3 separate regions of the Homo sapiens genome follow, and regions 2 and 3 are each linked to region 1. A link is a loop called in an ENCODE intact Hi-C map of the cell type or tissue named here. Cell type or tissue: chondrocyte. All regions are shown on one strand. Links, peaks and the distances in the headings refer to the core of each region. The heading gives the core; the rest is flanking DNA. Region 1 holds the start of NXT2 (nuclear transport factor 2 like export factor 2). Region 2 overlaps ACSL4 (acyl-CoA synthetase long chain family member 4). Region 3 holds the start of KCNE5 (potassium voltage-gated channel subfamily E regulatory subunit 5).

Region 1 (10,139 bases), core at 639-8,638:
TTCTAGATTAGTTCTTCTCAAGTCTTGAGCAAGGCAAAGATTCAGATGGGGATGTTGGTAATTCCCAACAACATTAATTCCATTAGGTTTACACTTGATCAGAAGATCTGGCTGCACAGCACAGCCTCATTTAATCCTACCTGACACAATTTATTGCTCCTTACAGTCTGTTATCCCAGGGTCACCAGCCATCTCCTAAACTGTGCAGATAGATGCCTCTCAATACCTCATATGTTATCTAATCTGGACCCGCCTCATACTCTCAAATAAGTGGCTGCCTAATTTCCTCTGCCATGGGTAGGAAAATAATGCTCCTCAAGCAGGAACTATATGACAGGCACTGACTCATTTAATTCCTAAAGCAATGCTGTGAAATATGTACTAATATCATTTCCATTTTACAGATCGGGAGTATGAGTCATGGAATGGTAATTTTGCCAAGGTCACAAAACTAGTCAGTAGCATGATTAGGATTTGAGCCCAGACTGGTGCCAACAACAATGTGCTCAATCAAAATGCTATGCTGTGTTCCAAGAAAAGCTCTTTCACACCCTTCCTAGTCATTCTTCCCAAGTTTTATACATTTGCAGTTATCTAGTGAAGAGCAACTCCGTGTCTTATTCACTTTGTTTCCATTTGCATCCCTCCCCCTCCATCCAACATAGTTTTCATATCTTTAAATTCACTGCTCTGACAACCAGAGCCCATCATTGGTTTCTATATTATCAGTTTACCCAGTCTCCTACCTTTGTAGCACAATGTAGCAATTTCCACTTTGTAGCACAAAATTCTGTGCAAAAATTCAGTGCAAAACTGAGCTCCCCTCCACCTCTAACTCAGCTGTCCCTTTCCAGTACTTCAACCCTCCCATATTTTTCAACACTATTTCCCACACCAATAGCCATTCTCATAGCCATTAAAGAGCTCACAACAGTTGGGGTTCAGGGGACATGAAATGAGGGAAGACTTCATAGGGAAGATCGCACCTGTTCTGGTCCCTGAAGGGCAGGTAGAAATGGAGGGAACATTCCAAAATAAGAATATATAAGTAAATGCATGAATAGCCAAGTGTCTAAAAGCAGACTTTGGGATTTGAAAGTTTGGGACTGAAATCCCAGGTCCACTAGCTGTATCATCTTAACCAATTTACTTAACTTCTTTAAACTTAAGTTTAAATTTTTAAAAATCTAGATAATAATGTCTGCCTTTCTGGGGGTTGTGAGGATTGAATGAAATCATATAAAACACAATCTCTCAATCAAGAAAAACAATCACCAATGAAGTAGTAAACATCAGTCATTCTTGGCAAACAGTAGTAGTTAACTTTGCCAGTGTTGGTGAATTTGGGAGAATAGCCTGGGAAAATAAATTCAGATCAGACCAAGGTAGGTATTTAAAGATTATGAGAATTTGGAAGAAAATAGACAATAGAGTTATCAAAGTTTGTGTGGGAGGAGAGAATGAGAGGGGGAATGAGAGGGGGAAAGAGAGAGAAGTGGGGGTGAGAGAGGGAGGAGAGAATGAGATGGGGAAAGTGAGAGAAGTGTGGGGGAGAAAGGGAGGGAGAGAGCCAAGAAGAGCGAGGGAGAAAAACGAAGAGGGTTAGCCGGACGTGGTGGCTGGCGCCTGCAGTCCCAGCTACTCTCCTCGGGAGGCTGAGGCAAGGGAATTACTTGAACCCGGGCGGCGGAGGTTGGCAGCGAGCCAACATCATGCCACTGCACTCCAGCCTGGGCCACAGAGTGAGACTCTGTCTCTAAAAAAAAGAAGAAGAGGAGGAGGAGGAGGAGGAGGGGAGGGGAGGGGAAGAGGGAGAAGGGTTGCTATAGGGAATGGTCAGAACTAAGCAAGTTACTTAGTATTTCTTTGTAACTCAATGTTATGTTTATTGTCTAGCACTCTCATTACACTTTGAGCCTCACAAGGATTCGAAACATGCCTATTTTATTCACCACTCTATATACAGAGCCTTGCACAATCTTTGGCACATAGTGAATACTTGATAAATATTTATTGAATGAATTATGATGAGGAGGAGAGCGGAACCAAAAAAATAAAGATTCCGAGAATTCAAGATAGGTGACTGGGAGAATATAAAAGTTTGGAAGTGCGGAGGAAATAATGAGTTTAAATTTTGGACGTACAAGTTTGAGAAGCCTATAGTGCAGTCACGTTCATGTTTAGCAAAATTATTATGTGTAATTGGAGCTCAGATAAGGGGTGGGGGCTTGGGATAGGTTGTTGAGATTCATTAGCATACGAGTAGCAATTTAGATCACCCTGAAGAAGGGAGGCTTTAAAAGGGGGGATGCACCGGAAGTGACGCCAGTCAGAGGTTAACGGAAAACGGAAGCTGGCTGGCTGAGAAGAAGCTTCCGTTAGTCCTACCTTGAAGAGAAAAGAGCCAGATAAAGAGAAAGATTAAAAGTATGAGAAAATACAGAAGCCACTGGTCTCAGGGAGACAGAGAAGGATACCAAAGAAGAAGTAACTATTATGAGGGGCCACACACCAGCCACTCAAGGTAAAACTACGACATCTAATTAATTTGCCATTTAAATCAGAAGTCATTGGCGGCTTTGGGATGAGAGGTTTTTAAGGGGTGTTGGGGAGCAAAGCCACATTGCCATGACAGTTATATTGCTTGAGTTTGAATCTCAACTAGTTTGTGACCGTAGGCAGATTTTACAGTCTTAGCTGTAAAATGAAGATGATAAAATAATAGCAATTACCTCAGCATTGTTATAATAAGTGAATATATGTAAAACTGATTAGAAAAGCACCTTACATATAGTCAGCACTCGACATTTTAGTTATTGTTAGAATACCTTGCAGAATAAATAGCCCTTAAAAGATGGTGAATAGCACTGTAAACTTAATTTTTGTTGGTGTCCGTGAGACATTTTAAAATGCCAGAATGGAGAAACCAGATGAACTTTTCCTGTTCAATGTGGCTGGGTTAAAATGAAATAGTAATTTTAGGCATACTGCCAAAACGTAGTAATTCAGTGAGGATGATCCTTCCAGAACGTTCCAGAATGCTAAATTGTTCACTAGTCACGCACGCCTTTCCCCAAGCTCTGCCCACTTATCCTATAGGCTACGGAATAGTAGGTCTCCTCGCATTTCTAATTGGTCTTCAGAGGGCTTTGGCTCCGCCTCCTGGGGCAAAAAAGTCCCTGTAATTGAACACTTTCATTTTTGCTTGTCCCCAGGCTTGTCGTTAGAAAAGTAGGGGACTTTCCTGTTGAGTATCATGTTTACAAAAGCAAAGTGGCTTTTAAATTTTAAACTAAGTATCAAACAAGTAGATAAGGTGGATGGGAGGGATCTTCAGGAACTGAAGGGAAGTGGAACTTAAGGTTGGAACATCGGTGTGCTTTTAACGACGGACCGAGCTACTTCCGGGAGAGAATGGGAGGGTGGAAAATTTTGTGCGTTTGGCGGGTTTCGCTCTCTTCATAAGTATTGATCATTCCGCAGCCCTGCGGACCGGACACGTGAGGAGGTAGTGACGCCGACACTGCCAGAACACACTGCTACAAGGTCCCAGATGGCCACGTCTCTGGTGAGTGCCTGGGCCGTGGCAGGACGGCTGGGCGCCGGACTCCAGTGGCTGAGAGGAGGGATTCCGGGGCGGTCTGGCTGCTGCTCACGTGGATAGGTGACGAATCACGTCCCGGCTCTCTGCACTGCGGGGCGGGGCCCACGCTTTGCTGCCCGCCCTGCCGGCCCCACCCCCAGCCTGGTTAGCAGTCGCTTTCTGATCCCGGAAAGGACCCTGAGCTGGGAAATAGCGAGAGGCGGGGATGTTGGGGTTTGTTGTTTATGGCTTGCAGTTTCTTTCTCTCGATTATCTTCCTCTCTAAAAATCACTTTCAGTCACCTGACAAAGAAACTGGCGATTCATTGTTCTTAATTTAGTAATAGACTGGGCCCCGTACATGAATGAGAAGGAAGGTATTCCTTAATTCTCCGGCACGAACGCCAACAGCGTTGCTTTCTTCGGTGTCACAGTTCTTAGGCAAACAGCAGTGAATATTTACGCAATGTGGGAAAGTTTCCTAAGTGGAGCTGCCGGTTTTTCAAGTAGTTGAACTACTTTCGTGTGTGTGTGTGTGTGTGTGTGTGTGTGTTTCCCATTCATCAACTTTGGAGTTTGGCTCTAACACCTCACTTGAAAACAGAAAACAATTTCCTAGCTTATTCAGTGGCAGTTTTTGCCGCTCTCTCTCCTTTTCTAAGGTTCAGGTGGTGTCATTTTCATTGCCGTGAATGTTTGTAAAATATTGAAAGTCTAAAGTGCTTAGTTGCCAAGAAAAGATTATAAATTTATATGTGGAGACTGAAAAAGACTCAGATTCATTGAGAAGATTATGTCCTAAAGACATGCACTTAAAATTAGTGAAAAATTTTAAAATTGCAAACTTCAGAGTCCGGCCTTTAAAATGTCTGAATTTATATGAAAGAATGTGGACTGTATATAGAGCTACATAGTGGTTGAAATAAATCATCAGCTTCTGTCAGTGGTTTTGTGTTTGTGAGGGGTTGAAAAGGTTGGTAATCTATACTTCTGGAATTTTTCTTGTAGGATTTTAAAACTTATGTAGATCAGGCATGTAGAGCTGCTGAGGAGTTTGTCAATATTTACTATGAGACAATGGATAAAAGAAGACGGGTGAGTGTTATAGACTCTACTACTCTTTATAGACTACTACTCTTTATTAAATACCAGGTTGTGTCTGGAGCCAGCGTTTCATCTGACTTGCATAAGTGGTAACTGTGGATTTACTCTTTAAAAGCAAATTGCTCAGGGAAGGATTGGTATGGCATTAGTGGGAACATGGGCTCTGGAATCATATCCCAGGTTTACTTTTACCTAGTTCTTTGACCTGGAGCAAGTTGCCATTTTCCCTTAACCTCATTTTATTTTCAGGTTGGTAAGTATGAATTAATTAAAATACCGCACTTAACATTAGGCCCAGCATATTTTCTTAAATATGTTTCCTTTTCTTAGTTCCATCAATTAACCAATATGGTTAAGGTATTATTAGTGCTAATGAAGGGGTGGGTCATTACGGGGAATATTTCCTGATTCGCCCCTTTTATTTCATATATTTATAGATAATTTCTGATCATGGCTCAAAAGTATAGCTTACACCCACAAAAAGTATGCATGTAGCATGGATAATATTAAGTCCTCAACAGACCGAGATTTCATCAGCTTTTTCATTGCAACTTATCCCTGCACCATATCTTTTACGTAATTATGTCAGTATGTGGTCAAGTGAGTCTTGCCTAGGTCTCTTACCAGCATAGAACTGTGCTTTGGAGAACTACTTCTGTCCTGCAGCTGCAAAAGTTAATACCCTATCTCTAAAAACCTATTTTTTATATAAAACCCATTTATTAAGCATAGGATTTTATATATATATATACTTTAAGTTCTGGGATACATGTGCAGAATGTGCAGGTTTGTTACATAGGTATACACGTGCCAAGGTGGTTTGCTGCACCCATCAACCCGTCATCTACATTAGGTATTTCTCCTAATGCTATCCCTCCTCTAGCCCCCCACCCCCTGACAGGCCCAGGTGTGTGATGTTCCCTTCCCTGTGTCCATGTGTTCTCATTATTCAACTCCTACTTATGAGTGAAAACATAACTGTGTTTGGTTTTCTGTCCCTGTGTTAGTTTGCTGAGAATGATGGTTTCCAACTTCATCCATGTCCCTGCAAAGAACAGGAACTCATCCTTTTTTATGGCTGCATAGTATTCCATGGTGTATATGTGCCACATTTTCTTTATCCAGTCTAACATTGATGGGCATTTGGGTTGGTTCCAAGTCTTTGCTATTGTGAATAGTGCCACAATAAACATATGTGTGCATGTGTCTTTATAGTAGAATCATTTATAATACTTTGGGTATATACCCAGTAATGGGATTGCTGGGTCAAATGGTATTTCTGGTTCTAGTTCCTTGAAAAATGGCCACACTGTCTTCTATAATGGTTGAACTAATTTACATTCCCACCCACAGTGTAAAAGCATTCCTATTTCTCCACATCCTCTCCAGCATCTGTTGTTTCCTGACTTTTTAATGATTGCCATTCTGACTGGCGTGAGATGGTATCTCATTGTGGTTTTGATTTGCACTTCTCTAATGACCAGTGATGATGAGGATTTTTTCATATGTTTGCTGGCCACTTCTTCTTTTGAGAAGTGTCTGTTCATATCCTTTGCCCACTTTTTGATGGGGTTGTTTTTTCTTGTAAATTTGTTTAAGTTCCTGTAGATTTGGAAATTAATAGATTGCAAAAATTTTTTCCCATTCTGTAGGCTGCCTGTTCACTCTGATGATAGTTTCTTTTGCTGTGCAGAAGCTGTTTAGTTTAATTAGATCCCATTTGTCAATTTTGGTTTTTATTGCCATTGCTTTTGGTGTTTTAGTCATGAACTCTTTGCCCATGCCTGTGTCCTGAATGATATTGCCTAGGTTTATGGTTTTGGGTGTTACGTTTAAGTGTTTAATCCATCTTGAGTTAATTTTTGTATAAAGTGTAAGGAAGGGGTCCAGTTTCAGTTTTCTGCATATGACTAGCCAGTTTTCCCAGCACCATTTATTAAATAGGGAATCCTTTCCCCATTGCTTGTTTTTGTCAGGTGAAAACCAATTTTTTAAGGCAAAAGATAAAAGAAGTTTCTTGTACTGATATTTGATGTCAGGGAAAAGGGTTGTGACAATGGATGTTTATTGTGCCTTGCCTTGAATGTGTATTGTACCTTACTGCTTTCAAAAAATAAAGTAGAAAAAAAAAGACAACATTGTTTATTACCAGTGTCAATATATGTGTTGACCTTTTTTTTTATTTTTATTTATTTATTTTTTTTTGAGATGGTGTCTCACTCTGTCACCCAGGTTGGAGTGCAGTGGCGCGATCTTGGCTAACTGCAACCTCTGCCTCCCGGGTTCAAGCGATTCTCCTGCCTCAGCCTCCCAAGTAGCTGGGATTACAGGCAACTGCCACCACGCCCGGCTAATTTTTGTAGTTTTAGTAGAGATGGGGTTTCACCATCTTGACCAGGCTGGTCTTGAACTCCTTACCTCATGATCCACCCGCCTCAGCCTCCCAAAGTGCTGGTATTATAGGCGTGAGCCACCATGCCTGCCTGGCCTTTTAACCCAAGTTACATTATAGAATTAAGCTAATAGTGTGTCTTGTGACCCCAGAGTTTTAACTGTGGAATTTCTGCCTCATTTGGGCCTTAACTTATTTGACTTATCGAAGTCTCTGCTTTAGCAAGTACTCATGATTCTTTTGAACTAAGTACACTAATAGAGTAGTACTATAGCCGAGCATGGTATGACATGCCTGTAACCCCAGCTACTTGGGAGGCTGAGGCAAGAGGATTTCTTGACCCCAAGAGTTTGAGACCAGCCTGAGGCAACAGAGCAGGACCCTGTCTCAATTTTTTTAAAAAACAGAATAATTTTTAAGAAAACATAAACCTCTTCTCTAAAAAGTGGGAGTAGTGAACTAATTCTTTCTAACACATGCAAATATTAAATGTTTCATATATATATATAGCCACTAGCATTAAAGGGTACAGGTAGGGCTTGATCAAAAACTTTGTTAATTCTCATAATTACAAAAGGAAGACACACTAAAACTGGCTTGGGGCTGCATTTGCTTGGAATTTGTGATCATTTAATTCATTTGAATACAGAAAGCAGAACTTAATTGGGTGGAAGGTTTTATTGTGTCTAAAGTGAAATATGAAAAAATATATTTTACTGCCTAGTTTATAAAGAGTAAGGTGATATTTATTTAAGGCCAAGATTATAAGACAGACGTTTTGTTCACATGGGTTTCCAGTGGAGATGGAGCAAGGGGAGTGGAGATGAAGGTAGAACTACAAAAAATGTTTATATACCATCTGTAATATTTTAATCCATTTCTATAAAATGTTTATCTAGAAACAGAATTATTTCCCTTTTTTAAATTTGTCTTTCTTTTTAGGCACTAACCAGGCTGTATCTGGACAAGGCCACCTTAATATGGAATGGAAATGCTGTTTCAGGGCTGGATGCCCTAAATAATTTTTTTGACACATTGCCTTCTAGTGAGTTCCAGGTCAATATGTTAGATTGCCAACCAGTTCATGGTAAGATCATGATCTTTCAAGATGCTTCCTTTGTTTTCCTCTAGTAAGCACTGAGCTTTTACACCAAAAGCAGCGAGAAACTTTTAGTGGTAGAACTATTTACTTACTTGAGCAAGTTAAATATTATGAAAAATGTAACTGTCCAGTCAAACTTTGGTCTTCCTTCAGATTCTTTCCACTAGTAGCTTTTGATGGATTATGTGATTTTGGCTTATTAAAAGTTGTATGAAAAGTTGAGATTAATGTGATTTTTGTAAATGGCAGGGAAAGATTATCTGATTTCTCTAAATAGTTGCCTGCTGGACCCTGAAATGTCTCCAGAGTAAAATTATACCATATCTCTGATTAATGTGTTCAGTATCTTACAATCTACTAATATTTCACAGAAATTTACTCTGTTATGTGAAAGGATGACTTTTTACAAGAAAATTTGATTCCAGGTAGATTGATACAGTTTAATAAAACCTCTAGGTGGGGTCCTAAGTGTCTTAAATTGTAGTTCAGGGTGATTTTTTTCCTTTATAATTCCTGAAAAGAACAATAGTTTAAGAAGCAAAGCATGAATAAGCTCTGTTAGAAACCTGAAATATTAATTCTGAAATATTTATATATATATGAAGCAAATGGTCCTATGCTAGATATAAGCTCCTCATTTTGAAACTAGAGTATCCCAAAGTTTTCTGGACTGAAAATAATTTTAATATCTTTTACTAAGTACTTAGTTTTCTGGGTTTGAGTATGCATGCTTAAGATTATGCTCAAGGGACAGAAAGTGTATGAAAAAAATTTTAAGCATTAGTCCATAAACAATGTATTTTAAGCCTGAAAATCTGCTTATTTAGAGATAGAAAATGATGTGTTCTCTTTTTTTTTTAATGTGGATGAAGAGCAAGCAACTCAGTCCCAAACTACAGTTCTTGTTGTGACCAGTGGAACTGTGAAGTTTGATGGAAACAAACAACATTTCTTCAACCAGAACTTCCTGCTGACTGCTCAGTCCACTCCCAACAATACTGTGTGGAAGATTGCAAGTGATTGCTTCCGTTTTCAAGATTGGTCTAGTAGTTAAAGGGGCAAAAGTCCATTCTCATTTGGTCCATTAGTTCCAGCAATTGAAATTTATGTGAATTATTTTGATTGTAGAAGCACTATAATATGTGCTGAAACTAAATTTCTTTAATATTTTCTATTCCTGTCAGCACCTTTTCTAGCAGCTGCCAGTTTGGAGCATTGCCCTCTAAGAGCTTTAAAACTATTTTTTTACATGCCTTATATACATTCCACTAATGACATTCTTATAATAATATTAAACACATGATCTTGGTACTAACATACTCACTGTGAACCCAGCCTATTGCAAAAATAAAATCTTTTTATAATATTATCTATGGGATGTCAGCACAATATAACACTCTGGGAAGAAGTGGAGTTTTTTGGTTATTAGGTTAATTTTCTAGTAAAACACGTTGCCTGTTTTCAGTTAACACTGGTAATGCCATTTTAATATATGGCTTTTTCAAATCAGTTCAGTGAAAATAGTACAGATTTAGGTTTACATAACTACTCTGACATACTGGAATTGCATATAGAGATGTTCAGTGGTCGTTTTTCATTTTAAGTAATTTTTGTTTTGGCATTTTTTTGTGTGAAGTAAATTAATCAACTAGAGAGGTGCAAAACGTTCTCAGTTGATATCTGAGTATTGGGTGCATTTGGTGGCTTAAAAGCAAAGCTTCCTAAAAAGATTTTTCTTGGCAGCTCCAGGTCTATACATTTAGGTAATGAATGGTAGTAGAACTAATAGCTTTAACAGGAGAATAGGGAATGAGAAATAGAAATCCAAGGCTGAAGCCAAAAGTAAGGAGGGTGGCCAAATGGTAAACTATTGGTACTTGTTTTCTACCTCCTAAAAATGTAGCTTATTTTTAGGATTTAAATCACTAAGTAAATAAGTATCCTTGCCAAGTGATCAT
Region 2 (10,139 bases), core at 812-8,811, 170 kb after region 1:
TTATTCCCTCGCATTTCTTAGAAGTATGATTATTAGGTCACAGATCTTATAAACTATGCCATATTCACATTCTCTGATACCTTCTTGCTTGAGATACCAAACTGCATATCCATGACAACAGTCATATTTCCTTGCATAGATAAATATGCAGTATTCTGATAGTTTTCACTTTATCCATTTTGAAGCAATGTTTATTTTTATTTTTCTTACTTAAATAAGGTAAACATTACAGCAAATAAGCAATGCTTATTTATCTTAGACCCATTCTCTTCATCTAAACTCAAAGACAGAGTCTAGTTTGAATGCCAAGAGAAATAGTCCAATCTTAGCTAATAATTCTATTATCATTCATTTTGTTACATAAATTCTCCCCCATGATTAGTATGAAGATATATAAATACGATGTAGATCTATCAAGTGCCTAATGAACTGCAAGCACACAAATTTCACTCCTTACATACCAAGTTGTAGACTCTCAGAACCAAAATAGGCTTTAAAGTAAAGATAATGAGCTTGTCTCTAAAAAAGAAACACTTCTCTTGGGCAAACCTGGAGGACACTATGCTAAGTGAAATAAGCTAGACACAGAAGGACAAATACTACATTACACCATTTATAAAAGGAAACTAAAAAGAGTCAAACTCATAGAAGCAGAGAGCAGAATGGTGGTGACCAGGGGCTGGGTAGAGGGAGAAACAGGATGGTATTAGTCAAATGATACAAAGTTTCAGTTATGAAAGATGAAGAAGTCCCAGAGATCTACTGTACAGCATGGTGCCTATAGTTAACAATACTGCATTGTGTATTTTAAAATTTGCTAATAGGGTATATCTTATTTTAAGTGTTTTCATCTCTCTCTCTCTCACACACACACACACACACACAAATAACAATACATAAGAGGGCAGGAGGAAACTTTTGGAAGTGATGGATGGGTTTATGGCATAGATTGTGGTGATGATTCTCTCCGAACTCATTGAGTTGTATACATTCCATCTTTACAGCTTTTTGTATGTCAATCCTACCACAATAAAATGGTTTTAAAAAATGAGGGATGGGTCATTAATTATTGTCCATTTTTGGTGCCAATAGTTTTCAAAGGCAACTTTTTAATTATATAGGTGTAATCATTCTCTAGGGAAAAATGAATACAAATTAGAGTGTGCACACAGATGTTTCCAAATGAATCCATCCATCTCTCTTTAGGAAGTCTCTGCAGTGTACATTTCTTAGGACAGTTTTGCTTAAGGAAGTTTAGCTTGTTCTGCTACCAGTGACAGAGAGCAGGATAAAAGACACAGGGAACCAGTGAGATGCCTACTAAAATAAGAAATGGAAGATGCTCAAAGACAAACATTGCCTGGTTTGACATTTTGTCTGTGTGGTTTATTCTGCCTATTTGCTTCCTTTACCTGAAGCTTAACTGAAATCTCCGGTTTCTGAACCATACTTTTTATCTCGGCTTTGAAATTCAGTTTAAATATGTACCTTTTGGGAAATTGTTGCTATTTATTTTTTTAACCACAAACCCACCCATCCTTCATATTTAGTGACAAATAGAAGCTATTAAAACACTAGAGGGATTTTCAATATCTGATCCAAGGAAAGCTTTTTTAAATGCCAGAAAGTTCCTTTGAGAGGTGGAGTTTTGCTTTTGTTGCCCAGGCTGGAGTGCAATGGCACGATCTTGGCTCACCACAACCTCCACCTCCCGGGTTCAAGCGATTCTCCTGCCTCAGCCTCCCGTGTAGCTAGGATTACAGGCATGCACCACCATGCCTGGCTAATTTTGTATTTTTAGTAGAGACGGGGTTTCTCCATGTTGGTCAGGCTGGTCTCAAACTCCCGACCTCAGGTGATCCACCCGTCTCAGCCTCCCAAAGTGCTAGGATTACAGGCGTAAGCCATGGCGCCAGGCCCCATTTACTTTTTAGCAACAATGTTTAAATCTTGACTTTTGAATAGGGGTATATACTAGCTTAAAATAACTTACTATAACACAAATAAATTATGGAGTGAAGTTCTAGGTTGACATTAAAATTTATTCATCTACTCTTTACCTTCTTCACAGAGGTTGTAAGAATTTTAAAAATTGAATACAATGATAACTGTAAAATAATTTTAAAAAGAAAGAAACAGTTCCCCCCACTCCATGACTAAGAAGCTAAAATAGGGTCTGCTTTCTAGAACATTAAGAAAGCACCCTATGTGCTTCCCTCTATACTAAAGTTAGGAAATTCTTTCTAATCAGTTATAATTACAGCTTTACTCTTAAGATCATCTTGAGACTAGATAAAAGATGAATGTGAGAGTATGAAAAAACAACAAGAATGCACACCATTCCTTTTCCTTCAGTTACCTAGAATTAAATTAGCAGCAGTATCAACAGGGAAAGCACATTCTGTTTATGAGCTCTCAATATATCAATTGCATTTAAATTAGAATTTTTCAAAGTCATAAAAATCAACTGATAATACTTTTTGAGGTCCACACCTAAGAAACAGCTTGATTATCATGAAACAACTACTGGGGAAAAAACTTTCAACATATGAAAATTGCTGTCACACTGATAATTCTTGACTCTGAATTAAGAATCTTACGATACTGATTTTTAAATATTTTGGACAAACAGATTACATAACAGCAAACACTGACCTTACCACAACTCTCCTTTCCAAGTTTAGTCAAGAAGTGTGTTGATACATGGATGAATCTGAATTTACAAGGCATTCATTAAAATACTACAGACCTGAACAATACTTGAAGAAAGTGATTGTTACCTTAAGTGTTCTTAACCAGAAAGTACTCTTGTGTAACAATCAAGACTTCCCACAAAATTTGTACAATTTTTGCCAGAATGTATGTTTTGTTTTTGTTTTTTAAAATGGCAAAAACATAAGTCTTACACACAGAGAAATGCCTAACGTAATGAGCAGAAAGTACATATGGAATTACAACTTTAGGAGAAAAAAATAGCACTTTCCTCTACATTAGAGACTGATAAAAGTATTTCAGAAAGGAAAAATATATTTTTAGAAACATAGACCCTTAGAGTTAAAATATGGTCCGTTTAGACAATTCTCAAAGTACCAGCTGGAGTTACCAGTTCCTTGCAGTACTACTACTTATAATATTGCATCCTTATTTTAATTCCTGCCATGAATAACTTTTATTTACTAAAACAGATAGCAATGCACTGGGGGTCCATAAAAACTAGTGCCAATTAAGAATAAAGAAATTACTCAGTGCTGCCAAAAGTATACAAAAAGGCACTTTATATACTGTTGACAAAAGTAGAAATTAGTACATGCTAAATAGAAAATAACTTGGTAATATGTGACAACAGGCCTTCAGTTATACTTCCTGCACTTGTAATTTCACTTTCTATTTCTGGGAATATCCTAAAGCCACAGTTCTCAAACTTTCGGGCACCAGAGACCAGAGGCGGAGCTCAGGCAGAAATGCTCACTTGTCGCTCACCTCCTGCTGTGCAGCACAGCTCCTAACAGGCCATGGACCAGTACCGGTCCATGGTCTGGGAGTTGCGGACCCCTATCCTAAAGGAAATCATTAGAGATTCACACAAAAAAATAGAGGACAGTCATCATGGTGGTATGGATAACAGAAAAAAAAAATAGGAACAACTTCAAATTCCCAATAGGTGATTGGTAAAATAATGTATCCATGTGATCAAATACTATGCGGCCATCAAATGCAGCATTGCCAGAGTATTTAAGAGTATGAGAAAATGTTTAAGATATATGAAGTGAAATTGGTTTAAGATGAAACTTCATACTCAAGATCAACTTCCTCAAATTTATGTAGGCTATAAACCAAAATGTTAATCTCTAGGTTGCAGAATTACAGGTGATTTTTTTTTTTATTGAGACAAGGTCTTGCTCGGTTACCCAGGCAGGAATCCAGTGGTGCAATCTTGGCTCACTGCAGCCTCGACCTCTTGGGCTCAAGCCATCCTTCCACCTCAGCCTCCTGAGTAGCTGGGACTACAGGCATGCGCCACCACATCAGGCTAATTTTTTGTATTTTTGGTAGAGACAGGGTTTCACCACATTGCCCAGGCTGGTCTCCAACTCCTGGGCTCAAGCGATCCATCTGCCTCAGCCTCCCAAAGTAATGGGATTACAGGCATGAGCCACTGCACCCACGTAGAGGTTATTTTTAGTTTTATCCTTATAATTTCCCTACATTTTCTAAAACTTCTACAGTGAATGTTACTTTTATCATTTAATAATAAAGTAGAAAATATAGCACCAGCCTTTCAATTAATTCTAATGTGTGTCTATGTATTGATAGTAACAATGAATATGGTCCAAAAGGTGTTTAGCCCTACTCAAGTGGCAAAGTAATACTGTAAAAGGAGCTAAAAGTTGGCTTTATTTGTACTAAGGAAAGCAGGTTAGATCTTCGGTTTTTAAATTAGGCTCAAAGCAAAATAAACTCTTCTTTTGCTCATGTAATATAACCTATAAGCTAAATAAAATGAGGGTTTTCTTCCTTACTATAACTACCATGGTTAACTGTTTTCTGAAGCTAAGCATCCTTTTGGTGTCCCTTATGTCAAAACGTGACTAACAAAAATTGACTGGTACAAGCTGAGTCTCCCTAATCTGAAAATCCAAAATCTGAAATGCTCCAAAATCTGAAACGTTGTGAGCACCAACATGACACACAAAGGACATTCTCATTGGAGTATTTCAGATTTTTGGATTAGGGATGCTCAACCAGTCAGTATATAATGCAAATATTCCAAAACCTGAAAAATTCCAAAATCCAAACACTTCTGGCCCCAGGCATTTTGGATAAGAGATACTCAACCTGTAATAGCAAGTTAACAGACAATATCAAAAAGCCAGACAATCATGAGGGGTTCTGCACAGATGAAAGTATAAATTTCTTTAAAGCTAAGAGTTCTACTTACTTATCCTATTAAAACAAATGGGAACTCAAATGCCAGATTATATCTGCATGAGATAGAATAGGTACCATGCCATACTTGCAACCTTCTGCCCCATAATGAAAATGTTTTTCAACTGACCAGAATCAGTCCCCTACAGGAAATTAAGCCTGCCCCAGGAGAAGGTAACTCAAGCAAAAGGAACCAAATGAATATCATTCCTTTGATGTCTGTGATTAGTAGACCCAGAGGGCTACTTTCCACACGGGTGATCAGAGGGCCTGTGAAAGGAGGGGATTTCAGAAGTGAGCTTTCCATCAGTACTTTCTTCTTTACAACCTGGTTCTGGGACCAAATACTCAAACTTCAAAGGGTATCATCTTACCTGTCTAGCTTCAGACATTCCAATCAACTGTGCTATCACATTACAAATGTGTACTAGCTGACTTCAAAAAGTAGGAGGCAGAAAAGGCTGAATCATTTCTTTCTCTCAAAGTTTTTCTTTCGAAATGTTTCGAGCAGTGGTAAAATATCATTAAGTAATTTCACTTCCTGTAAGGCCCACACATCTACAAATGTGTCCTGCAATAACCCCAACAGGGTCTGGCAGCATGGAGTTCACAATGCTAAAAAGTATAAAAAGAATACAGCTGCTACGCATACAATTCCAGTATAATAATACAACAGAATATTTTCTCAAAAATTAACTTTTACTCCAAAGTAGAGGGAAATCTCTCTGTCACTGATGGTTCGCTAAACTGGGTTGAGCCAGTACTTCGGAAGCTAGAGTCACAAACCTGATCCCCAGATAAACTGGTTAAAATGAAGGCGAGGCCGGGTGCGGTGGCTCACGCCTGTAATCCCAGCACTTTGGGAGGCTGCAGCAGGCGGATCACGGAGGTCGGTAGTTCAAGACTAGCCTGACCAACACGGAGAAAACCCGTCTCTACTAAAAACACAAAATTAGCCGGGCCTGGTGGTGCATGCCTGTAATCCCCTCTACTCAGGAGGCTGAGGCAGGAGAATCGCTTGAACCCGGGAGGCGGAGGTTGCAGTGAGCCAAGATCACGCCATTGCACTCCAGCCTGGGCAACAAGAGTGAAACTCTGTCTCAAAAAATAAAATAAAATAAAATGTAGGTGAACACATTTCCCAGCTTTCTGAGGACTGTCCTGTGGTTGTCCCAGCATAATTATCAAACCCCTCTTTCTTTTGCAAAAATATCCTAATGATGACCCTAGTTGTATCCTAACTTTCATCCCATAGAGAACAAGGCAAGAATGTATGGGTATATTAGCAGAAGCCAACCTTCACTCCTGGAAAAACACTTCCAAGTAAAAACTCCTGTTTGAATCCACAGTCATATACGACGGGCAAGTAAATGAAAGCACCAGCTGCACACCATTAATCACACAAACACACAAGACTCTTTATTCCAAGTGTTTTTCAATGATATCAAATTACTACAATCTTAGTTTATGTGCAACATTTATAATCCAATTTCTAGAATCTAGATTAACACCTTAACTGATGACTTCAAACTGAAGTCAATTTCTCATCTCACAAAAAACACACTTGTATCTTAAACAGATATAGGATAAATCAGATGCATTGTAAGAAAATATCTCCGTGTATAGGTATTTGATTTGTGACTTTAAAAAAGTATAGTCCTATTTAATAAGTTATGTTCACCCTTTAACTAATTTTATTTTTTAATTTTTAATTTTTTTTGTTGAGAGATGGGGTCTTGCTTTGTCACCCAGGCTGGAGTACAGTGGCACAATCATAGCTCACTGCTGCCTTGAACTTCTGGGCTCAGGGGATCCTCCTGCCTTAGCCTCCTATAACTAGGACTTAGAAACTCACCACTGCATCCAGCTAACTTATTTTTTTATTTTTGTAGAGTAAGCATCTCACTATCTTAACCAGGCTGGTATTAAACTTCTGGGCTCAAGTGATCCTCCGGCCTTGGTTGCCCAAAGGGTTGGGATTACAGGCATGAGCCACTGCACTCAGCCTAACTTTAAAAATCAGAGAAAAGGATATTGCCAAGTTAACTTTAACAATCAAACAAAAACCCTAGCCTTGCAGGAAATACATATTTCACACCAATTTTATTTTTGTAATAAACATGTAACCAGTTATAATTTCCCATCTATGGTTTTTTGGAAAATATGTGTCAATAGCCTCAGAGTTGCATATCAAATGAAGCATTTCATTCCCAATCAAGAATAAAAGACTAAAGCAAACCTGTATTTCTAAACTAATCCAGATCCTATAAGCTCCAGCTCTTTTTATGGTAGGTAGTACCAGACACAGACCATTCCATTTACTAAGGAAGACTATGCCCCAGCTGAGAGGCAATCCAGTATGGTAGTTAGGAGCCAATATGCTACAGCCAGATGACCTGGGTTCAATCCCTGGCTGTGCCACTTACTAGAGATGGATGACCTAGGGCAAAATATTTAACATCTTTTCCTCATTTGCCACAACCATAAAAATGGAGGGGATAATATTATTAGTTACAGGTACTGTCATGAGACTTAAAAGAGTTGATCTCACAGCTGTAGCCATTACGAACTTGAACCTCTTTTAATTTCTCAAAAGCATCAAGCTTAATCTCTCATCTCTGCTTGCTTCTAGCACATGCTTTTCCCTTTGCCAGTAACATTCTCTTCTGCCTTTTCTTGCTTCCCTTTAGGTCTTCATTTAAATGAAATGTGTAGAAAGCCTTCCTTGACCTCCTATGTTACGTGAAGTGCCTCTGCTATTTGACCTCAAAGTACCCTACGGGACAGCACTTAAATTTGTCTAAGTTCCTGTTCCCCTGCTAGGCTCTAAGCTCCTTAGAGGCAGAGGTCATGTCTGTCTTGATAACTACTGTAATACCTGGGGCCTAGCACAGTACTGGTTCACAGTAGGTGCTGGATAAATATTTTTGGAATTAAGTTGGAATGAAATAAGAAGTCATATTATGTAGAAAGGAAACCAAAAAAGGATTTCCAAGATAAATCTTTCAATCTGAGTAGAAGTATATGCCTCTCCACATTTGAAATACATAGGAGGGCCTCCTCTCATATATTAGGAGTCTCATCATTGAACAGGAGAAGTGGCATTTTTTTAAGAGATGGGGTCCTGCTCTGTTGCCCAGGCTGTAGCACAGTGGCACAATCGCAGCTCACTGCAGCCTCAAATTCCTGGGATCAAGCAAGCTTCCCACCTCAGCCTCCTGAGTAGCTGGGCCTACAGGCACTCGCCATCATGCCTGGTTCATTTTTAAAAATTTTGTAGAGACAGGGTCTCACCATCTTGCCCAGGCTGGTCTCAAAACTTCTGGGCTCAAGCGACCCTCCCACCTCTGCCTCCCAAAGTGCTGGGATTACAGAGGTAAGCCACCATGCCTGGCCAAGAAGTGCCATATTCTGACCAAGTACAAACTTGATGCCAATTCTGGGTAAGAACCACGACTTCATAAGCAGAGTAAGTGACAGTGTGTTCAGTGTGTTTACACTTACTATTTCACATCCTATATTCCAAAGCTTTATTAAAATAAGGGTATCACAGCAAAATTATATGGCTAGTGTCCCTGAATATTATCAGCTGGCCGAAATGAAGCTCGTAAGTGCCAGTGGCATAGGTGGGGAAAATAAAAGGAAAATGAGACCATGAATGTGGAAGAGTATGCAAGAAAGAAAAAGAAAGCCAGCTGCCATGGCATGTGCCTGTAGTCCCAGCTACTAAAGAGGTTGAGGTGGGCGGATCATGTGAGCCCAGGGGTTTCAGACCAGCCTGGGCAACATGGGGAAACCTTGTCTGTACAAAAATTTGCAGGCCGTGGTGGCACACGACTGTAGTCTCAGCTACTCCAGAGGCTGAGGTGGGAGGATCGCTTGAGCCTGGGAGGTGGAGGGTGCAGTGAGCTGAGATTACGCCACTGCACTCCAGCCTGGGCGACAGAGTGAGACCCTGAGAAAAGAAAGAAAACAAAAAGAAAGGAAGAAGGGAGGGAGGGAAGGAGGAGAGAAGAGAGAAGGGAAGAAAGGGAGAGAGGAAGGAAGGGAGGGAAGGAGGGATGAAGGGAAGAAGGGAAGAAGGGAAGGGGAAGGGAAAGGGATGGGAAAGGAAAGAATTTGATGCAGTGAAGAGTGCTAAAGCAACATCAGCAGCTTGTCTATAACGTGCCACTGGGTGGCACCACTGTCCTTAGCTAGTCACTACAGATATGGAACCAGGATAGAGGACCATCAGGCTCTCTTGCAGAGCTTAGGTGAAAACTCAGAAGTCTATCTCTACCGTACTGACACACAGATGCAAGTCACTATAGTTAAAGTTCTCTGCATATGTCATCAACACAAGGATATGTCTTCAGGATGTTGTGCTTATCAGAGACTCCTGGAAGGTAAGTTTGTCAACATTGTTGCTTAGTCCAAAGGCTTCAGAAACAGCTCACTATTCTAAATGCAGATTCTCAGGGAAGTGAGAGATGGGACAGGGGTGCAGGGTGGTCAGAATAACCTAGAAATCTTTTTCAAGCTATTAGGTTGAACCACATAAAATTGCCAATAGTAAAAAATTTGCTACAGACAAAAAAAAAAGGCAATTTCAAGTCGTTCAACATAATATACATACATTTAGAATCACTGGCTTATTGAGCCACTGTAATGATAAGAGTGTCATATTTCTCATTTGTTAGGGGGGAAAAGATTGAGAAGACACACACAGTTGGCCTTTTACTTAAAATCATGAAGAATTAACTGAGCAAAGAGATGGAAACAACAAAATATCTAAAAATAGGGAATAAACTACAGTCATGAACCACATAACATTTCAGTCAATGACGGACTGCATATACAGTCGTCCCATAAGAATATAATGGAGATGAAAAATTCCTGTAGACTAGTGAAGTCACAGCAGGGCACATTATTCAAGAATACTAGCAAACCACCATGGACATATCAATATTTCTAAAAAGAATGACACCTTCTCAAGAAGCACCTCAGGCAGGTCCTTTAGGAGGTATTCCAGAAGAAGACACTCTTATAGGAGATGACAACTGCATGCATGTTACTGACCTTAAAGACCTTCCAGTGGGACAAGATGTGGAGGTGAAAGACAGCGATACTGATGATCCTGACCCTTTGTAGGCCTCGGCTAATGTTTGTGATTGTGTCTTAGTTTTTTGTTTTTGTTTTTGTTTTGAGACTGTGTCTTAGTTTTAACACAG
Region 3 (10,139 bases), core at 655-8,654, 87 kb after region 1:
AATCCCTGAAGACCCCTGTCTTCAAAAGTCTAGACTCCAGTCCTGGTAGAGCGTTGTAAATAAAGTGTTACTGTCATACATTTTTTAAAGAGCACCATGGGCCTGCAAGTAAACGAGAGCAGAGTAGAATGGTGAGACAGTTATGCAGTTTCCTAGTCAGCCAAGATCCTGAGAATGGGGTAGATAAGCTTGAAAATCTGGGAGCCAGTGGCTAAGTATCAGCAATCCTCTTTTTTGAGCATTAACAGTAGAAACTACATAGTGGAAAATTTTCTCTTCCTCCCACTACTCCCACCCAAGTGCCAAGAGCACTCCTCCAAAGAAAGAAAAGGAAAGTATAAACTTAATACCTTCTATAGTTTCTACACTTCTCCTAGCCTTTTCTCATATATTATCTCACTTGATCCTCAAATCCCCACAGCTGTAGAGACTGGGGCCCTGAGAGGTTAAGCAGCTCATTCTGAGAAACAAAGCTGGTTAATTGGCAAAGCCTGAGCTGGACCCAAGTTCTCCTGATTTCTGGTCCTATGCTCTCTCCACATCATGGTATATTCGCTTTAGCTGGCAGGCAAGATTGTTTGGAAAGCAGCCCAGACCCCTTTTTTTGTTGCTGATGATACAAGTTATGTGCAGACCTTGGGTTTATAAAAGCAATGACAAATTGAAAAAGAGAAGATGGTAACTACAAACAAACAAAAGACCCCACTTATATCCTTCTAGAAAAGTAAAATTGACACACAGAATTGTGTCTGTAATAGAAGAAAAGCTTTCATTTCTTTTCGCACTGTCGATAAGTAATTCCAGACATTGAAACTCAAAACATCCCCTAGTTCCTCTGCAGAAAGCCTCAAGTTACAAGTCAGGAAGCAAAGGTCTTTTGCTTCTTTATTATTTTGGAGTGAAGATCTGAACCTGAGTTGAAACAGGATCTGGTTATGCAGAGAGGAGAAATAGACTGCTTGGTGGAGTGAAAAAAAGAATCATTCTATTAGAATGTTTAACATCTTTAAAATCACATTAAGGACAAAGCTAACATTTTCCCAACTTGTATAGTCAGCTATTGCTATTCAGGGATACATTATCAAAACTGGGGGTTGGCCAAGCACCTAGTTTTTCTTTCTTCTCCCTATGTTTTGCTGACCACAATATGATCACTTCAATGCTGTTAACACCTCCACTGTCTGGTAAAAGTTGAGTGTCCAGACTTCTGAAAAACTTCATTATCTGGGAGACAGTTGAAAGTCTGAGAGTATTTGAAAAAAGCCACTAGAAAGTAAATTAAATCACTCTTCCCAGCCCACCTCACTTTTCTGACCAGGAGGGTTCTATAGCTACTCTCGCTACATGTTCTTCATGGGTACCCTAAGTCATCATAAAAAGGTTAAAATGTTTTTAAAAGCAGGAACATTTTCCATGGGATTTGTTTTCCACAGCTGGCACATTAATGTGTATTATGAGCACTGTCCTAACTGCTCCCAGCTTCTTTTATTTTTGGCAATATATTCTTTTAAATGTCTATGGGAAAATGGTACAAATGTGTTTACAAAATTTCAACACCTGAAGCAGTGATTATGCTTCATTATCAAAATAACCTTGAGGCCGGGCGTGGTGGCTCACGCCTGTAATCCCAACATTTTGGGAGGCCAAGGTGCGCAGATCACTTGAGGTCAGGAGTTTGAGACCAGCCTGGCCAACATGATGAATCCCCGTCTCTACTAAAAAAAAAAAAAAAAAAAAATTAGCCAGCGTGGTGGCGCAGGCTTTAGCCCTGCTACTCGGGAGGCTGAGGCAAGAGGATCGCTTGAACCTGGGAGGCAGAGGTTGCAGTGAGCCAAGATCACGACACTGCACTCCAGCCTGGGTGACAGAGCAAGACTCCGTCTCAATTTAAAAAATTAATAATAATAACCTTGAGTCCCCATTATGCCAGATAAATGAGTGACATTGTTTTACTTAGAATACAGGACTGAAGACCGCCCCGTCACATGTCCTCAGCATTGCTGTATATTGTGCCCTTCCTCCACATCCTCCCCAGGCCTCCCTGCCTGGCTGAAATGGCTCACACAGCTTCCCTTCTCTTTCTGTCATCGTCTTGGACTGCTGCCCAATCCCTGGCCCTCACCTTCAGGGGTGACCTTATGGCTGGAACGAGGACTGGAGAAGAGCCAATGGGGCAAGGCCAGTATAGCTTCAATGAGTGAATCCTGGAAATAAAAGTAAGTTCACTTAACTTATTAACAGTTCCAATAAAATGCTAGATGGGCTGGAAGGTAAGACCCAATGCCTTGAATGAGGTTTGTGTGTTATCAATGCATTTAAGTGACTGGTAATATATTTGTCCTGCTATCATTATCAGAGAACCCAGCTATATTTAAGCAAATTGGCTTACTTCTAAGAGGTGATTTTATGTGTGGTTGATGAAGCCCAAACAGCCATCATCAGATATAAGCATTTCAGCTGTAAGCAGGGAAGTTTCTGACAACCTTCTTGAGACAAGGAGAATAAATCAATACAACACACACCTCTAACTTTACCCATCATTGGTTAAGATTGCTCAGTTCAAGAATTTTCTCTTTGACTTCAGATTTACACTATTTGGTGGCTTCCTTGTCTTTTAATAAGCCACTTCAAAAAAGTTATTGGCTAGGTGCAGTGGCTCACACCTGTAATCCCAGCACTTTGGGAGGCCGAGACAGGCGGATCACTTGAGGTCAGGAGTTTGAGAACCTCCTGGCCAACATGGTGAAACCCCCCGTCTCTACTAAAAATACAAAAATTAACTGGGCATGATGGGGCACATCTGTAATCCCAGCTACTCAGGAGGCTACTTGGGAGGCTGAGGCAGGAGAATCGCTTGAACCCAGGAGGCAGAGGCTTCAGTAAGCCTTGATTGTGCCACTGTACTCCAGCCTGGGTGACACAGTGAGACTCTGTCTCAAAAAAAGTAAAATAAAAACAATTATTAAGGTGGCTTCTAAAAATTAGGTTTGATAATAGCTAAAAGGGATGGGCCTTAAAGGTTTTTTAAAGTGCATCCTGAAAGACTGCATTGTGATCTTTGAAAGTGCTTCAGAAATAAGAAAAAAGGAGGGATAAGTAATAAAGTAGGTATAACTTTTGAAACACTTGAAAAAACAACCCATTTAGCCATATAAACATTTTCTTCACCCATAATCACACATATCAAATTGGAACTGGTTACATAGATATAAATATCACAACCACCCAACCCCCAAATCCAAACATCATTTCCAAAAGCAAAAGAAAAAGGATTCCTTCTCCATATGGTACTGGGTCTTAAGGCTGGAATCTCTGAGAGAAGAGTCTTGCGTTATTGTTTAAACAACCTTTATTACCTGCCTCTGACATTCCCCAGGGTTACAGAGCAGGGGGCATCTGAGCCTCAAGTTCCACGGATGAAGCAGACACTGCAATAACAACTGAATCAATAGAGGAGAGGCATTTGGAAGTACTGGGGTGATACACCCAGTAATGGTAATCCTCAGCAGAAGATGGCATAGCTACCAAAAATCAGGCGTTACCACTGGGATGAAAACTGGGGAGGCAAGAAAATCATACGGTTGGAGTCATAGATCATTTCCCTCCCCGTTGAGCACTCCTCCCCCTTCCGTCCCCCATTAAGTTCATTCTATCCCACAGACTGGTCCTAGTGTCCTGCTAGCTCCCTGCTGAAAGAGAGAGGGAGGGAAAAGATGTCTGAGGTCTCTTCATTTCCTTTGTCTCTGTCCCTAAGGCAACTGGAAGCTGGAGCTGCTGCAGTCGGCCTGGCAAGCCCGTTGGCTCTGCAGAGTGAGCAGTCCCTGGCAGCCCCTGGAGCAGCTGCCAGTTAGACGGCCCAGAGTTCTGATAGAATGCATTGCTTCAGTTCAGTGCCAAGTGTTGGACGTGTTGGATTCAGTTCCCAGAGGGCTGGAGCGTGCTGTCAGGGCTGTCTGAAGACAAGAGAGCAGAGGCAGTTTAGTGCAGTTGGATGTGCGGGGTAGGGGTGGAGGCGCAGGGGTGAAGAGGGAGAAACTGGCCCGAATGGGTAAGGTGGTGCTTCTCCTTCCAGGGCCTTCCAGACAAGGTCTCCTGGCCTCTCACCATTATCTGGGCCTCAGATGAGGCGAACCCTGGAAGGGAGTTGGGGGTGGAAGGTGGGAGGCGCGCCCAGGGATGAGCGAGATGAGGAGGGCGCGAACCAGCAATCTGGGGCTGTGGTTTTAGACCCGCTCAGCGCCCTGGGCGAGGGCAGGCAGCCCCTCGGAGGCAAGCTGGCGGCGGCCCTCGGCCTGGGAGCCCGCGGCAGCCTCGGCGTCGGCGGTCAGGGCGCCTCCCGGGGCCCATTCGTGCTCGGCGCAAGCCTGGGACGGCTCGTCCTTGGCCTCGACGAGCTTACGGGAGCGGGTGTAGGCCAGGATGAGGCCTCCGGCCAAGCAGGCGTAGAAGATCATGATGAGCAGGATGTAGAGATAGGCGTCGTCGCCCTTGGCGCTGGTCACCTCGCGGCCCACGAAAGGGTCAGGCACGACCCCCATGCCCATGCTGGGACGAGGGCCAGCGCCCAAGCCGCTGGCATTACCCCGGTGGTGCAGCTCGAGCAACAGGCGGCTCAGAAGGGTTCGCAGCCGCTGGCTCTCGCTGCAGTTCATGGCTTTCGGGGAGTGACACGGCGGCTCCAGGACGCTGCTGACCTTTCCCCCTGGGCGAGGGGAAGCGAGCTAGCGAGCGGGCCGGCCGGCGGGCAGGGCTCAGCAGCGGAAACAGCGGTAGCACCCAGCTCTCCGGCGAGCGCGCAGTGGCTGGGGGCGCCGACGGCGGGGCCTCCTTATTCCCTCACTCCCGCCCCTCCTCCCCTTCCCCACCACGCCCCCTCCGGCCCGCGGCCGCCTCTTCCCAGGCTCTGGCTGTCTCGCTGCTCCAGGGAAAGGGGACAGCTGGTGGGGGGAGGAGAAGGGGACAAGAGTGGGGGCGAGGCTGGGAGACGGGCGGAGGGGGCGGGGGCTCGGAATGCGCGAGGCCCCAGGCAGCAGACGCTGGCAGGGCAGCTTGCTGGGGCCAAGCCTGGACCCTGGGCTGCGGAAGAGAATTCCTTCCAAGTTCTGGCCACCTGCCCTGCAGGCCAGGCTTTGGCCCAGATACAGCATTTGGCCCCCTAAGGCAGCTCTGCCTTGGGGCGCTCAAGGGAGAGGGCAGACGCCTTTCCGCAGCAGAGACCCCTTGTCCACATTTTATGGAAGTTACTCCCATATACAGGGACCCAGGCCTATCTTTCTAGTCCTCATTCCTTTCCTTTTCCCCCCGCCCCCCTTTTCACCCCCCTCCCACCTTGTCGGAGGAGAGCATCTTATTCAGAAGATGCTCAGGCTGAATTTGGTGACTGAGTGCTCAGGCACCTGCTAGAAGGCCAAGGCAGAGTAGAACTCCCTGGTTATCCAAAATGGTTTCTGGTGATATAAGTGATATTACACCTTCTTGGAAGCACCCCTGCTCTGATGTCCTATGACACTTTTTGAAAAGTCAACACATCTTAGCACATGAATGTACTATTCATAATGGGAGCCTGTTTCCCATGGGTAAGTAAGCCATCTTCCCAGAAGTGAAACCAAGTTCTTCCAATAAGAGTAGCATGCACATTTTAAAAGGCCCTTTGACTACACTCTGTGGATATCTCGGGATCTGAAAAGTGCCAGTTCTAGAGAATATGCTCACCCTACTCCCAGTTAGGCCAGCAAACAGCTGTGTGCCTCTCTAGACTTGGTAACAGGTCTAGGCCCTAATGGCTTTTAGGGCAGCCATTTTTTTCTCAAAGGCTGTCTTTTTTTAGGGGAAAACAAGGCACCAAGACAAAGATCAGGCCAGATATGTTAAATTGGAAACAGACTGAGCTTCACAAAGGAAAAGGGTTGGTTTGTAGATGGTGGGGTAGAAAAAATGAGGTAGTGCTGGCTAGGTCTGGTTGTCCATAGTTGCCAAATGAGAGCAGAAAGCAAGAAAAGTGTATGACCTTAGGCACACCTTGAAAATAATGCTGCCTGTTCAAGACCGTTCAGTCCAGGGACCATTCAATCTATAGGTGCCATGGGTTAAAAAAGGAAGGTTTTCCGATGCCTCTTCCCCAACCGTTCTTCAGCCCACCATCCACCCAGGGGCTGTAGCCTTCTGTGTGTTCAGGTGAGGTTGGCACCAAACTGTATCCAGGGTCTCAAACAGAGCCTTGCTTCACAGCCTCTAAACAGGCCTCAGAGACATTCCACATGACCCTGACACTGGCTCCCTTCTAATCACCTTGCCTCAATATTCTCACCTCAGAGGGCCTCAGGAAAGAATTGTTAAAGCAACTTGGCAGGATGAATGCCAGAGGACACAGCCAGAGAATTTTCAAAGCACTGCTAACCTAGTGATATGACTGTTGAGCTAAAAAGACTTCTCTTATCTGTTAAAACAGGAGTCCCCAACCTCCCAGGCTGCTGGACCTTGGCCTGTTAGGAACCAGCCGCACAGAAAGAGGTGAGCAGAGGGCAAGTGAGCATTATCGCCTGAGCTACACCTCCTGTCAGATCAGCAGTGGCATTAGAGTCTCAGAAGAGCTCAAACCGTATTGTGAACTGCGCATGCCATGGATCTACAATTGCATGCTCTTTATGAGAATCTAATGCCTGATGATCTGAAGTGAAACAGTTTCATCCTGAAACTATCCACCCCTCCCCAGTGTCCATGAAAAAAATTGTCTTCCACAAAACCAGTCTCTGGTGCCAAAAAGGTTGAGGACTGCTGTGTTAACATATACCTAGAAATAGCTAGGGTTTTTTTTTTTTTTTTTGAGAGGAAAGGAGGAAGAAACCCCTTTACTGTAACATACAAATAATCATTTAAACTTGTTTTCTAATTTCAACAGCCTTATGAGCTAATAGGATTCTCATTTTCCAAAGAGGAAACTGAGGTTCAGACTGGTTAAGTAGCAGGACTGGAATTATAAAGTTTGACCTTCTTCTTCTCAGTCCTCACACATTACTTGTGTCAAATGGGTGGTATTCATGAGCTACCTCCATTTTCCCACCTCTCCCTCCTCTTGAACCTTCTAGAGTCCAGTGCTTTCTGCCAAAACTACTTTCTATAAGTCAGTTCACCAGTGACCTCCGGGTCAAATTCAGGGGTCTCTGCTCCCTTTGCATCTTTGACCTCGAGGATGAATTTGAAACCATCAACCACCCACTCCTTCCTGTAACTGTCCTACCCTTGGCTCTTGTGGCATTGCATTCTCAAATTTCTCTTCTTATCTCTCTGACCCACCATTCTCTGCCTCCTTTGCTGGCTCCCCTTCTTTCCTCCTCCCATTAACTGTTGGAATCCCCAAAGACTCAGTCCTCAGCTATTCTCTCTCAACACCCATTTCCTTGAAGAGTGTCTCTTACATGGTTTCACCTACCACTTGGCATATATTTAGCCAAATTTGAATCTCTAGCTCTGATTCTTGGTAGCATGTCTCAGATCCCTCTGCTCCTTCCTTTCTGGTTTTATTGCCACAAGCTTAATCCATGTTCTCATTACCTCAGGTCAAATATGCAAACAGAGAATCTCCTGGCTTACAGCTGAATCTATCATGTTATGGTTAGAATAATTCTCCAACACCACTTCTATCAATTCAGCCCTATGTTCAGAAACCCAGGAGTTGTTACTCATTGATTCTTTAACAGAGTTTAGTCTTCTGTGGTGGAACTTAAGTTCTCACCACCAATAGACACCATCTTCTCCCCTTTGAATTTGAAAAACAGCATCTTCCTGGAGTTCCTCTGCAATACTCTGTGCATTTTGCCTTCCTCAAAATTCGTTGACTGAAAGAAGCCTTGCTCTATGCCCCTGTTTGTGCTTTCAGATTCTTCACAATGCACCCTTCTGAGCTTTACTTTGCAGCATTCAATGCAGAAATCTTGGAAAACACAAAAAAGCAACAAGGAAAATTTTGGAAATCTTGGAAAACACAAAAAAGCGACAAGAGAAAAGAACGAAAAATTATCAATGGTGCATACTCATGACTCTCTCTCTCAAATCTCTCTCTCTCTCTCTCTCTCATGTTTCATGGCCTTTTTCCCTTAAAAACATACTGTAAATTTTTCCATGTCATTTACTATTTCTCCATAGCGTTATTTTTTGTTGTTGTTTTTGTTTTTTTTAGAGTAGATCACTTACAAATTTTATTTTTTAAAGAACATCTTTTCCCCAGCCACAGTATAGTTATAAGCTAAGAATAATTTCCAATATTGCACAATGAATGCATCCAGATCCTGCAATATTGATCAAAAGAGTGGATTAAAATGGAATATGATAGCAATTTCATGGAAGTCTCCCTTTCTAAATACTGACTCCTTAGTGTTATTTTATTGTCTACACAGTACTCCAGACTATGGATCTACCATAACTTATTTAACTTTGCCATTTATTGTAATATTTCTGTTATTTTCATGTTTTGCTATTAAAATAATGTTTTAATAAACACAACGCTACTTCTAGTTTTATTGAAAGAAATCACTACCAGAGAGAAGTCAACCTACTAATTTATAGAAGAATGGCATGGGGAGGGATAGATGTGTAAAAGCGGGTGGAAATAGAAACGGAGAATAGTCATAAAATTTAAAAAGGCCCAGCACTCCAAAAAAAACAACAGGTGTGGGGTGGAGGGGATCCTGGCTTTCTTTTCACACTAGGGGCTGATGGGCATCCTTTAAATCTCAGTTCCAGGCCAGCCTGGAATGGCTGAGATGCTAACCCCTTTCCCTACCACACTTAATGAAACTGCAAATCCACCAGATGGGCACTGGTTCTCATTCCTCACCACCCCTCCACCCCCATTTTCCACGAGCCCCATACCTGTCAAATAATCATCTGTTTATCCATCACCTGGAACTCATTTCCAAAATGGTAATCAAGGGTGTTGACAAAGGGAAGTAATTTACAATCATGTATTTAGACTTTCAAAGAGTCTCGGGAAAGGTTCTCTTCCATGCCAAGTTTGTTTTAAAAGTACAATTGAGGCGCCATGGATAGGAAATGCTTTCCCCATTCCTTGAGACTGTGAGTGCTTCCTGCCAACAGTGCAGCTCTATGGAAGTTGGTTGAATTGAACTGAGTTGAGTTTGGCTAGTTGCCAAAGGACAGACACAGATGGTAAGCACTGTCGGAGTCCAGAAGGCTGGCAAAGCCACAGTGGGCTCTAAAGGAGAGAAAGAAAGAAGGCTTCATGAGGCACCAACTAAAGACTGAGAAGGAATCATTCATTCATTCATTCATTCATTCAACAAATATTTATTACATGTTACTTTGTGTGAAGCACTGTGCTGGGTCCTAGAGACACATCGGTGAGCAAGTCACATCGGTGAACAGTCTGTGCCTTTATAACTCTCACAGACAACTTCTTTGTGAACTGGGGACAAATAGGGAGTGCCAGGATGTGGAGCTGGGTAAGTAGTGGGCAGGACGACCAGCCAGAATTTGGAGAGAACTGAGACTCTGGGCCCAATCTCTAAGCACTAGAGTCCAAAGCCTTGTTTGGAAAAAGGAAGACTCCAGGTGGTCTGAGCTCACTGTCCCAGGCTATGCTGCAAGCTTCTCTACCTCCTCCTAGCAGCACAATCTTGAGGGTATGGTTTGCCATAAGCCACCACAGTAGGTCTGTTCTCAAAAGACTGATGAGAATAAATTAGACGGTTCCTTAATCCAACTGGGGCTTCTCAGTTTTTCCATGGGAATATACACAGCATTTCAGACTAACTGGGGTTTGATAAAGATCACAATATTTGTAGGTTGGAATGGGCCTCAGGAGCTTCAAATGCCTTACTTAGAGACTTCTTGGAGATCTTCGTGGGCTTGTGCTGATATCCTCCTATATTCAGGCCACATACTGGAGCATCAAATTTGGTCCCTGATTTCATTTATCAAGTGTCTAGCATATGCCAGGCATATTACATACATTATACTAATTAACCCTATAACAACCTTATGAGGTGGGCAGGTATGGATTCAACAGCAGTATATCTTCAATGCTGGTCAATCAGAATGGACTAACAAACCATCAGAATAGATTTTGACTGTGAACAACCAGTATGGCCTTACAGAGCCACAACATCCTTGGGCAAAGAAGT

What was found. Peaks named below come from ENCODE experiments on the same cell type or tissue, not always from the same donor. Only the 100,000 strongest peaks of a DNase experiment are listed, where the experiment ranks them.
Region 2: a loop joins it to region 1, with 2.6 times the contacts of the local background. A loop is called at or near these places in 3 of 110 quality-filtered maps.
Region 3: a loop joins it to region 1, with 2.4 times the contacts of the local background. A loop is called at or near these places in 13 of 110 quality-filtered maps.

The regions. Positions count from the first base shown.
Region 1 is chrX:109,533,454-109,543,592 of GRCh38, forward strand. NXT2 (nuclear transport factor 2 like export factor 2) reads left to right here and starts at 3,391. Exons shown (of 4, transcript NM_001242617.2): 1 at 3,391-3,568; 2 at 4,592-4,678; 3 at 8,022-8,166; 4 at 9,054-10,139. The coding sequence starts at 3,554. The coding sequence ends at 9,235. RefSeq lists enhancers at 3,372-3,571, 3,862-3,921 and a silencer at 3,702-3,751. In chondrocyte, for the core only: no CTCF peak of the experiment used is centred there; a DNase peak (open chromatin) is centred at 3,658.
Region 2 is chrX:109,704,078-109,714,216 of GRCh38, forward strand. The region is part of intron 1 of ACSL4 (acyl-CoA synthetase long chain family member 4); the gene reads right to left. Among named protein-coding and RNA genes, the nearest start is that of ACSL4, 24 kb to the right of the region's middle. In chondrocyte, for the core only: a CTCF peak has its summit at 5,396; no DNase peak of the experiment used is centred there.
Region 3 is chrX:109,620,369-109,630,507 of GRCh38, forward strand. It overlaps KCNE5 (potassium voltage-gated channel subfamily E regulatory subunit 5), which reads right to left and starts at 4,804. Exons shown (of 1, transcript NM_012282.4): 1 at 3,332-4,804. The coding sequence starts at 4,652. The coding sequence ends at 4,224. In chondrocyte, for the core only: no CTCF peak of the experiment used is centred there; DNase peaks (open chromatin) are centred at 3,853, 4,303 and 4,713.